2 separate regions of the Homo sapiens genome follow, and region 2 is linked to region 1. The links are chromatin loops, found by intact Hi-C in ENCODE. Cell type or tissue: heart right ventricle. All regions are shown on one strand. Each heading gives the region's core, and the rest is flanking DNA. Links, peaks and the distances in the headings are about the cores only.

What was found. Hi-C counts contacts between places; a loop is a spot of excess contacts. Peaks named below come from ENCODE experiments on the same cell type or tissue, not always from the same donor. Only the 100,000 strongest peaks of a DNase experiment are listed, where the experiment ranks them.
Region 2: a loop joins it to region 1, with 14 times the contacts of the local background. A loop is called at or near these places in 73 of 110 quality-filtered maps.

What each region holds. Positions count from the first base shown.
Region 1 is chr2:168,917,642-168,923,025 of GRCh38, forward strand. It overlaps ABCB11 (ATP binding cassette subfamily B member 11), which reads right to left. Exons shown (of 28, transcript NM_003742.4): 28 at 3,140-5,384. Among named protein-coding and RNA genes, the nearest start is that of G6PC2, 19 kb to the left of the region's middle. In heart right ventricle, for the core only: a CTCF peak has its summit at 3,138 (motif pointing left); no DNase peak of the experiment used is centred there.
Region 2 is chr2:168,771,217-168,776,600 of GRCh38, forward strand. It overlaps CERS6 (ceramide synthase 6), which reads left to right. Exons shown (of 10, transcript NM_203463.3): 10 at 1-3,918. It overlaps CERS6-AS1 (CERS6 antisense RNA 1), which reads right to left. Exons shown (of 3, transcript NR_045787.1): 2 at 3,605-3,735; 3 at 735-3,422. Among named protein-coding and RNA genes, the nearest start is that of CERS6-AS1, 13 kb to the right of the region's middle. In heart right ventricle, for the core only: a CTCF peak has its summit at 2,661 (motif pointing right); a DNase peak (open chromatin) is centred at 2,671; H3K27ac peaks cover 561 bases.

The sequences.
Region 1 (5,384 bases), core at 286-5,285:
TTTCTTGCATCCAAACTGACATCCTGCAAAACTGAAGTTTTGCAAAGTTTCTGAGTACAGTGTAAGGACACATTCCAATGGAGAAGCTGGGCTCATGTTTTTATAAGACTAGAATTGTAGAGACAACTGAGATTCAGACTAGAGAATTCATGAACCTGATATTCTAATTCTGTGTTGTCCAACATAGTAGCCACTAGTGGCTCTTGAGAACAGACGTTGACATAAGGCTGATTTGAGCTAACATGTGCTGTAAATGTAAATGCACCTCAGATTCTGAATATTTAGTAGATAATGTAAAAATCTCAGGATATTTTTGATTACATGTTGTGATGGCAATATTTTGGATATGTTGGGTTGAATAAAATATACAATTAGCATAAATTTCACCTGTTTTTTTTCCACTTTTTTATGTGACTAGAAAATTTAAAATTACCTATGTGGCTCACATTAGTGGCCCATATTATATTTCTGTTGAAAGGCACTGCTCTGACCCACGGAAAGAATGGGCGTTTTCCACTTTTATTCCTTACGTGGGGGCTGACAAGTTATAAACTACCTGTGTGACTTTGAGAAGACTATTCAACAAGATGTATTGAGGTAGAACTTTATGCCAAGTACCGAGTAAAGCACTGGGGACATTAAGATGAACTAGGCAGTCTCTGCCCTCAAAGACCATCAATAGACATTTTAGTATATGCAGGGAGTTCTGGTCACACAGAGGACAAATGGCTGGAAATAAAAGTTACCAAAATTTGGCAGAAATTCTTCCAGATATCTTTTTATGCATACAAGTATGTACAAGCACACACCAAACACAGATACACACATAACAGATGCATGCATGTATGAGTGTGTGTGCATAGATGATTAGACAGATAGATAGCATCATACCATCTTTGATGATCAGAAATGGTTTTTTTCTGCACAATATAACATGGGCATTGCTCCACAAAAAACAATAAATGTAAGTCAACATCATTATTTTGGCTTCATGAAAAACATCATTGCATATATGTACCGAAACTTATTTGACCTTTACCCCATCGTCTTATTTATAGATTTGAGATTTTTTCCAAATGATTGTGAACAATGCAGGAAGAGAAAAGTGTGCTCACTTTTTGTGATTAGAAGTTTAAAATATATTCTGATAAATGGGATCTCTGGTGAATCTATTTCTGGACTCCCTTCTGTTCTGGTGATGTATCTTTCAAATCTATAATAGTTTCAGTATCTATTGTTTTAATTTTTGTAACTGTACTGCATTTCTATCCCCTTTTCATCTTAAACTTTATTTTTTTCAATGAAAGATATATATGTACATAAATCTTTTAGCAGTTTCTTTCAGTATTCACCTTCATCTTTTACAATAAGATGTTTTTATTGTAAAACATCTTATTTGTTTAAATGTTTAACTGTTTAGTTTCCATTATGAAATATGAGGACCACAAGGATCCAGTTCTTTTTTTACCCATGTCCTATCCCATCCCAACCTACCCCACATATTTTCTTGTTCCTTTCATAATCTATCTATAATTCTGCTTTAGATCAGTATTAAGCTTTTACATTGATGTGACTTTGTAAATAACATTCTCAGATGAGTCATAAGGTAAAATAAAAATATATTTTCTTTTTGTGTAACTTTTCTTTCCACCTAGAGCTAATAGCTAAAAATCTCCAATCTCACTCTCTTTGTCTTCTATTACGCATTGCTAACTTACCCTCAAACTCTAGCAGGGGGTTCTGTCTTCTCTCAGCATTCAAACCCACCAGGCATTCTAGCAGCACCATGTTTTTCTGGGGGACATTCCTCTCAGAACCCATTTCCCTGCCTCAATCTAGCTGACTACTTCCTCTGGGTACAGCACACCTGTAATCCTGGGATCTCCTTCCTAATCATCCTGGAGATTCCCAGCACCTCATTCTTGAGTTAGGTCATCTGTTCTTACATCCCATATCTTCCTATTTTTTTTATCTGTGACCTTATTTTTTAAAAAAAAAGCCCCCTTTTGTGGCTTTCTGAGAAAAGATGGGGAGTAGAGGTGTTGAGACCTGCATGACTGAGAATGTCTTTAGACCTCTCTCATTCTTGAGAATAGCTTTGCTACATATAGAATGATTCCCCTTAGAATTTTGAAGGCAAATCTTTATGAATTTTAGTTTCATTGTCAAGAGGTCCTATGTCATTATAGTTCTTTTGTGTGTGTGTGTGTTTTGTTTTGTTTTTTGGTTTTTTGGTTTTGTTTTTTTTTGAGACAAGGTCTTGCTCTGTTGCCCAGGCTGGAGGGCAGTGGCGCGATGTTGGGTCACTGCAGCCTCAACCACCTGAACTCAAGCAATCACCCCACTTCAGCTTCCCGAGTGGCTCATGCCACCATGCCTGGCTAATTTTTGCTTTTCTTTTTTTGTTAGAAATGGGGTTTCGCCAGGTTGCCCAGGCTGGTCTTGTACTCCTGGGCTCAAGCAATCCTCTTGCCTCGGCCTCCTAAAGTGCTGGGATTACAGGCATGAGCCACTGTGCCCAGTCACATGATTATAATTCTTTATCGATTATATGTCACACATTCCTCCTTCTCTCCTGGAAAATATTCTCCTTTTCCCTCATTTTCTAAAATTTCATACTGTGCCCAAATAGGATTTTTATTTATTATATTCAGTATTGGGTGAACTCTTTCAGCTTGGAAATTCATATTCTTCAATTGTAGGAAATGATCTTAGACTATTTTTTAAAATAGTCTAAATTTATTTTTTTAAATAAACTCTCTTGAACTAGACTATTGACTAATTATTGCACCACCTGAATTGTTACCCTCAATTTTTTCTTTTCTTATTTTTTCCTACTTTTCATCTCTATCTTTTTGTTTTACTTTCAGAGAAATTTCCCCAACTTTATCTTCCAATCCTTCTATTTTTTTTTTTTCCTGTTAACTTTTATTAACTGGGGTTATAAGGAGAGTCTGGTCACAACACACATTATGAAAACATTAGGAAATTACAGAAGGACTTGCAATAAGTTTAAACAGAACAAATTAAGCCAACCCCTTGGTCATCTGAGAAACAATAAGGTAAAATTGCAGAGACCAAATCTTTGTCAGCGATAAAGGATACAGAATAAAAACGTAGACATCATCGCCCCCTGGTGTTGTAAAATAAACATGCAATGTTATTTATTTATTCATTTTTGAAGTTGTAATCTTCTCCTTTGTCACTGAGCCTCAATTATTTCCCCAATTTCAAGCCCTCTTTAGACAATCTTTTCCCTGTCATCAATAACTTTCAAGTATCTTATTTGAAAATATAATTTGTACTAATTCCTCTTTCAGACTCCATAAATTCCTTTCCAGGAAACTGGCCACCTCCCAGCACAAGAGCCTATGCTCTTGCTCTTTGAAATGCAAACCAAAACAAGAGCTTTAGTCTTTCATCAAAATTAGAGGATTAGCATGCATTTATTGCAAACCTTAATTTCCTCTAAAAGGCATCTTTACTCTGCAACTTACTCGTCATTGCCATTTTTCATAACCAGAATGCATTCCTTCACCGTCTGCCTCCTGACTTGGCAACCATCAAGAATTCTGGCCTGACCAGTTAACTTGCTAAACCATCTTTGCTGTTATATACCAGGAAACACTGGAAAAGAGACATAAATAATATACCTCCATATCCTAGTGTCCTGGCTTAATTTATAGGCAGAATTTCGTTTGTTGGCTAAGGGAAGAAAAACCATCTACGTAGAGTGAGCTTGGGAGGAAGCTGGAGTAGGGAGAAAACATGATGGCAGGATAGGTTGGTGGGAACCGTGGGTGCAGTCCTGCTCCCAAGGTTTTCATTTCTGTGACAAGAGCTCTTTTTTGTATGTTCACTTTTATTGATTCCTGTTTTTATTTAAATAGATGGAAATATGTTCTCTTGACCCATTGAACACATTTATTACCATTTTTTGAGTGTTTTTCTAATCACTGCATTGGCTCTGTTACTTCTAATTTCCTTTCTCCAGCTGCCCTATTGTTGCTTTTGCTTTATATGTTAAAATACTTCCTCAGTGTCTGGTGGTCCTTGGAAGTCAATTCCCATGCAAGGAGGAGACACCAAAAAGCCTGGGGAAGCTCTGATCGAGTGGGTGCTTGTTGGTTGACAGGTGGGCTTCATAGAAGGGTAATACGGCTGGAAAATTTTCTTAGGATTCCAAGGACGGAGTCCTTGACCTCTTTTCTTTTTCTTTTTCTTTTTTTTTTTTTTTCGCTCTGTCGCCCAGGCTGGAGTGCAGTGGCGCGATCTCGGCTCACTGCAAGCTCCACCTCCCGGGTTCACGCCATTCTCCTGCCTCAGCCTCCTGAGTAGCTGGGACTACAGGCGCCCGCCACCACGCCCGGCTAATTTTTTTGTATTTTTAGTAGAGACGGGGTTTCACCATGTTAGCCAGGATGGTCTCAATCTCTCGACCTCATGATCCGCCCGCCTTGGCCTCCCAAAGTGCTGGGATTACAGGAGTGAGCCACAGCGCCTGGCCCGACCTCTTTTCTAAGATTGGCCAATTTCCCCAGAAAATCATTCTTCAATCTCCTGCCAGAAGAGAGGGGCTGGGAGTTCTTCTGTTCATACACAGCTTTACATTCAATCCCCCTGTCTCTTGTATGTTAGCTGCCCCTTCAACTTCATCTTGTGTCTCTAAGTGCAAACCTCCCTGTGAGCCTCCTCAGAGAGGGAGTATGCAGTTTCTCGCTGGAACTGGGGAAAGGCAGCCATCCTGCTGCAGGCGGGGCTCTGCAATTCTGTTTCCATACAGGCTTTTGGTCCATTCTTCTGTCTTCAGTCCCTCTGTCCCCTTGTCTCCTCCTTCCAGAAGGATCCAGTGTTTTTACATCTTGAAACTTTCTAGGGGTCTGTGGTACAAAACAGGATGTTTCTAGGCTCCCCCAACTAACAGGTTACATTTTTGTTTTCTCTCATCTTGTAACTCTATTATCAATTGTCCATTTGCTTTCTGGCTCCCAAGATTTTGCAGGTGGCATCACTGTGTTTTCTTCATTCTTGTAGATTCCTGCCGCCTTTAGTTCTATGTCATTCTGTGGTGTTTTGAGGGAGCAGGGGCAAATGAGTGCTTTTCTGCCATATTTACTTGCTTTTTTGTATAAAACCTTATGAAACTACAGCAAAGTAAAATGCGCTATTTTCATTTCATGAATATAATTTCACAGAAACTAAAAACAACAATCAGTATGCAGGGAGGTGCTGAGGAGTAAAAGGCCTGGGAGAGAGTCCCTGCTCCAGCCACACTGGTAGGTCCTCACAGTAATGGTAGCATCACCACCCCTACACTCACTCTGAAGTTAAAGCATAAATCAACAGCCCTAACTGGAAAGCTCATGCTAATACTTTCCCTTTCT
Region 2 (5,384 bases), core at 220-5,219, 150 kb before region 1:
AGAACCATTCACATTTAATTCAATTCTTGGAAAAAATTAAAGCTTTTTGCCCACAATTTGCAATCTGTGGGTTAATAGTTAAAAGAATGTTCCCAACCAAAAAATTCTTACCGTAATATTATATCTTGCCCTACTTATTTACAAAATAATATGTTTCTGTTATGGTCCTTAGTAATAATTGAAGAGGCTTAGAAATACATCTGCTTGTTTATTGAGAAAACGATGCAAATAATTCTGCTTTTAGAGCCTTGTTATTTTATTTCACAAAACAGGCATATGTCTAGGAGTGTAATTTGTGGATGGTTGAGTTTGTAAGAACAATCATAAAAGGACTTGTTAGTCTCCAGAACATCTGCTAAAATGCAAGTATATGTATAAGGTAATAGCATATTACAGCTGAAAATTTTGAGAAGGTAAAAGTTTCTTAATTAAAATATGAACATATTTAGCTTGCTTTAGTGTCTGGGGCAAGTCCTCTCAATGGCTAAAATTAACTTTAGAGATCCATGTGTTCAGGTTTAGATCATATGACACTCGAGCACAGAAGAATAATTTCAAGGAGGTCATCTTGTAAATTAAAGGTTTAGAAGAATTGCATAAAACGTAGTAAATGGGGTCTGTCATTAGCAAAGGCAAATCTAAGCAATCATTTTTCCCCCCAGAAGTTACTTAGAAGGAGAACTGGGAACACTTGGGGTCTCTCTAACTGATGGCATTCACTTCACACAGTCGTCTATGTTATCCAGAGATTTTTATTTCATTTTACATTTTAGGGCACAGTTCTTTGGGGCTAATTAAAATGGGGTTTGCAGGCTTTTTATGGTGAAGAATAATATATCTCTGTCTATAGCTTTCCCATGGTAGCCTGATAAGGCTGAGAGAGAAAAATATGTGCAGTATCTCATCCTCCCCCTGTACCAGGCCATAGCTTTGAAGTGTATTTTGTAAATTCAACTATAGGTTAGTCAGAATGCTGTTTTTCGTTAATTAACTTAGCCTGTGTTGATATCTCCTCCTTCCTGGTCACATTCAAACCTTCCCAGAGTACAAAGGGGTATGTAGAAAGGATTCCAGAAGAAGTAATACTTTATTCTCTAATGTTAATAGCTTTTCTGGATCTCTTAGTAGGGGGAAAGTAGAAAATCGAGTAGAATTTGGCCTCAGGTCAATAAATGATATAAAAACATGTGTTCTATTTATGTATATATATGTATGTTTCTCCAAAAAGTGATAAAACCAAAATATCACTGACTCATCCCTACCCATATTCTTTTCATAAAACCCACTCACCAGGTACAATAGAAACTTCCCTCCTTGTTTGTCAGCCTCCTGTTCATGTTCCCCACACACCTGAAGGTGGTAGAATCTTTTCAGCCTCTTAGCCAGTGAGCTAAATATGGCTAAGCACAGGTCATAAGAGCACCTAAGGCCAGCATATAAGCCAACTACAGTTCACCTTTCCAAATTTGGTCCTATGGATGTTGAGCATAGGGAAGCAACTCTCAGTATTTTGGATTATTCAAGTGTATGTGGTAAAAATGCAGATGATTGCTGCTTTACCCCAGGGTTTATTAGCATCCTACTTCTGCTGGGCTGCATCATTATATAATGCCACAGGCATCTAGTCAAGGTAAAGAAGCCAGAAAGGTTAGGCAAGAAGTGAGATAAAATCAGATCACCTTTGATCAAAATGGTTGGTGAACCTCCACATGTCCAGTTCTGTTGCCAAACTTTCCATTCAGAGTATTTGGTGGAGTTTGAATTTGAGCAAACTAAATGCCTTCATCTTAGGTAGAAAGGGCCTGAATCTTCCATTTTATATTCAAACCTCATTGTTATTTGGCCTAAGTAAAAAGTCAGATTTCATTTCCATTTACCTGAGTTCGCTTTAAAGAGCTTTTCAAAGAGAGCTTTATAGACACCCACAATTGTCCCCAATCTCTTCATGATGTTGCATTAATAGTTGTTTTTGTCCCTTTCTTGGAAATGTTAATGCCAAAGTTGCCTGAACATTGGGCGGTTTTCTTAATTTGAAGTATAAAAATTATAAAGAGTAATTCCAAAGGTATTAAAAGATTGTTTAACAGTATGTGTGGTGATGTCATTATCTCCAGAGAGGCTTCAAGAAATCCTTTGGAAATAAAAAGTTAAATGTTTACATTTCATGTGGTATTTCAGGTCTTCAGGTTCTGATTAGCTTACTTTTTTCCTTTGTCTTTGGCTGATTTCTGCTTTGTAGATAAATAATAATAGCCCTGAGATGTTTCTAACATTTAAATAAGAAAAAAATCAAATCGAAGTCAGCCTGCTGGAAAAGTGATCACATGGCAGTTGCAGTAACTTGTATGGAAAGAGAAAATGCAATGAGCCCAGTTACTGCACTTGCCACTACCATGCTGTCCATGGAAGGAATAATCAGCAGTTCAGTTGTCACAAGCCGCCCTTGAAGAAAACGCAGCAAAATATTTTAAAATGAAGATATTGCAGTCCCCAGAGCCAGTGAAGGTTTCTTTTGGTAAAATGAAATTGTGCCATTGTCAAAGTACCCCGTAGTGATGAGCACTGACTGGTTCACTGGCCACATTTTAGTTCTTCATAATAATAGGCCACAAAAGGGCTCTGTGGTTTGCCTCCATGTGCACTGGCCCCTCCCCACCCCTAGGGGGCACTCAGTAGCTGCTGAGAAGGCCTGTCCACGAGGCTGTTGGAACCCCTCCAATAAATACTTAGAGGTAGTGTATCTGATGCTTGTTTTCGTGGAGAAAATTGTATTGGAGAACTTAAAACATCACGAATATTTTTAATAGGATCCGCAGACACCCAAAGGAGAAGCTTGGTCTTTTCCAGGTATTTCCAACTTGAGTTCAACCCAAAGCCTTTGAAAGGAATGCATTACCACATGACCACATGCTGAGACCCCATGGGGTCTAACACGGGACCTAAGAAAGTCTCTGCAGCCAGATAGTACATGGTGTCTCCACAAAACTAGGCATTCTGGAGATTGCCCAGAAAGGGATGTGAGGGGACCGTTAAGATCTGTCTTGCTTATCTCATGCACTCACATTCCTTCAGCCTCCTGGAGTTCCTGATAAAAGGAAGCCAGGGTGTGGACATTTTTTAGCTATTGATTTCCCAATAGCTTGTGGATCAGTTGTACACCCACACTTCCTTCTCTGCCTAATTCCGTTTTTCTGGAAAAAGTAGTATGCCCATGTATGTGTGTTTTTCTTAACACAGGTCCATGAAAGTTTGGCTTCCTGGTTTGATGTCTGTTGCGTGGCCTGGAAACCAGGGAGCAGCAACTATTGAGATGGTTTCTGTGTTCAGTGAAAAATTCTATTTCATTGAGACAATTTTTTCTTTATCCACAGTAATTTTTTGACACTGTCATCATGAAACTACCCTTAGGAAAATAAGATTACCTGCAAAAAAAAAAAAGAAATGAGTTATGGAATAGGAACAGTTATGTGATGATTCTGAAACTTTAACTTAGAGCTTCATTACTTTAAGAATGGAAAACAACCTCTGAGTTTGATTTCCCAAAGTTTCATAAAGCCCCTAAGCTCATGATTTTCATCAACTCTTTGCCCACATAGTCATTTACCTCCACAGCCGTTTGTTGTCATAGAAGGGGTGGTGGTGTTTGGATTTGATTTTTTTCAACTTGCAGTGAGAAATAGGATAGGTGACAAAACCTTACTTGTTTTCTTAAGACAATTCAGTGCTTGAGCATCTCTGTCAGAAATGGAATGAAATACTGTTAGCCAATTAGAATTATTTTATGTATTGTTATTGTGTTTTGCTGATTTTTATATGAAAATATAATTATTCATTCTTGATCTCTGGAAGCAATCATTATTATGAGGATCATTTTACTTTGGAAACACTTTCATAATAAAGATAAGTATTAAGAGTGCAGTGTAAGTGCCCTTTACTGTAAATGCTAACCAGCTCGTGTGGGTAAAACATCACATCTCACCTGATGAGGTTAATAAAGGCTCACATCATCCCAGTAGATTGTTACAAGCCTCGTCAACTCCCAGTATCATTGTGATCATTGAGAAAGTAATGTTACGTTAACTTGGATAGACTGTAGTATCTCTTTGAAAATTAAGATTAAAACCTCAATGCTAAATTTTATGTAGCACTTTATTCTGGAAAACATGGTTTATAGAGATCATCTGAAATATATCAGGTTATGCTTATTTTTAAAAAAATTTTAAAAGAGGCACCTAGGATAAACACCCAAAGCACAACACAAAACTTCCCTTCTCTGTGTATGCACCCCTCATCGGAGTTTGGCCCACATCATCTTCTCTTGGTTTGTACCTCACTTTGCTAGAACTTCTCTCCATCTTTCTCTGTCTTTCCTGTGAAATACCTCTCTCAATCTGCTCTTCTGCTCTAAGCTTAGGTCTTCTAGTACTCAAAAGCCGTAAAAATAGCACTGAAATTCAACCAGACACCCCACCACTATCACAAGTATTATAAAAAATAAAGCAGATACCCTATTAAAATCTTATAAACATTATAACCACCCCCAACAATAGAATAACTCATGCTGATTTCAAGCATGAGTTATTCTAATAAGTTAAACCACCAACATTCCTCTGAGACACAAAAATACAGACTATGAAAAAATATACTTTTTTGGAATCCATGAATTCTTCAGTTCTACAAAACATAGCATAATCTAATGCTATAAGCATCTGTCTTAGTCTGCTTTCTGCTGCTGTAACAGAATACCACACACTGGGTAATTTATAAAGAATGGAAGTTTATTGGGCTCATGGTTCTGGAGGCTGGGAAGTCCAAGAGCATGGTGCTGGAAACTGGTGAAGGTCATCACATGGCAGAAGGTGCCACATGGGAGAGCAAGCATGCTAGACAGAGGAAACTGAGCCAAACTCATCCTTTCATCACTCCTGAAATAAAAGCATTAATTCATGCATAAGGACAAGGTCCTACCTTAAAACTTGAGTTTTGGAGAGGACATTCGAACTATAGCAGTATCTCTCCCAAGTAGCCAAAATGCAACTCCCTTTTCTCTAGGCCCCATTGCTTACTACTGGGGCTGCCATATCCAACCTAAGCATCTGTTATTCCTGCCTCCTAATTCTGTTTCCACCAGCCGTGCTCTTGCTTCAGTGGGAACAGTGGCAACAATGCTAACAACATTGAGAGATGATAGGACAACAAAGGGGGAGAGCTGTGTACCAAGAACTACTGGGATGCTGGGTGGTCCCTCAGAACCAATTAGCACAGTAACTGGATCCTGGGACCCACACCCTTAATTATTCTCAAAGTGCTGGAGCACAAAGAAACAAAAGTTATATTATTCCTAAACATTAAAATTTTAAATTTTTTAATTAAAAAAAAAATTA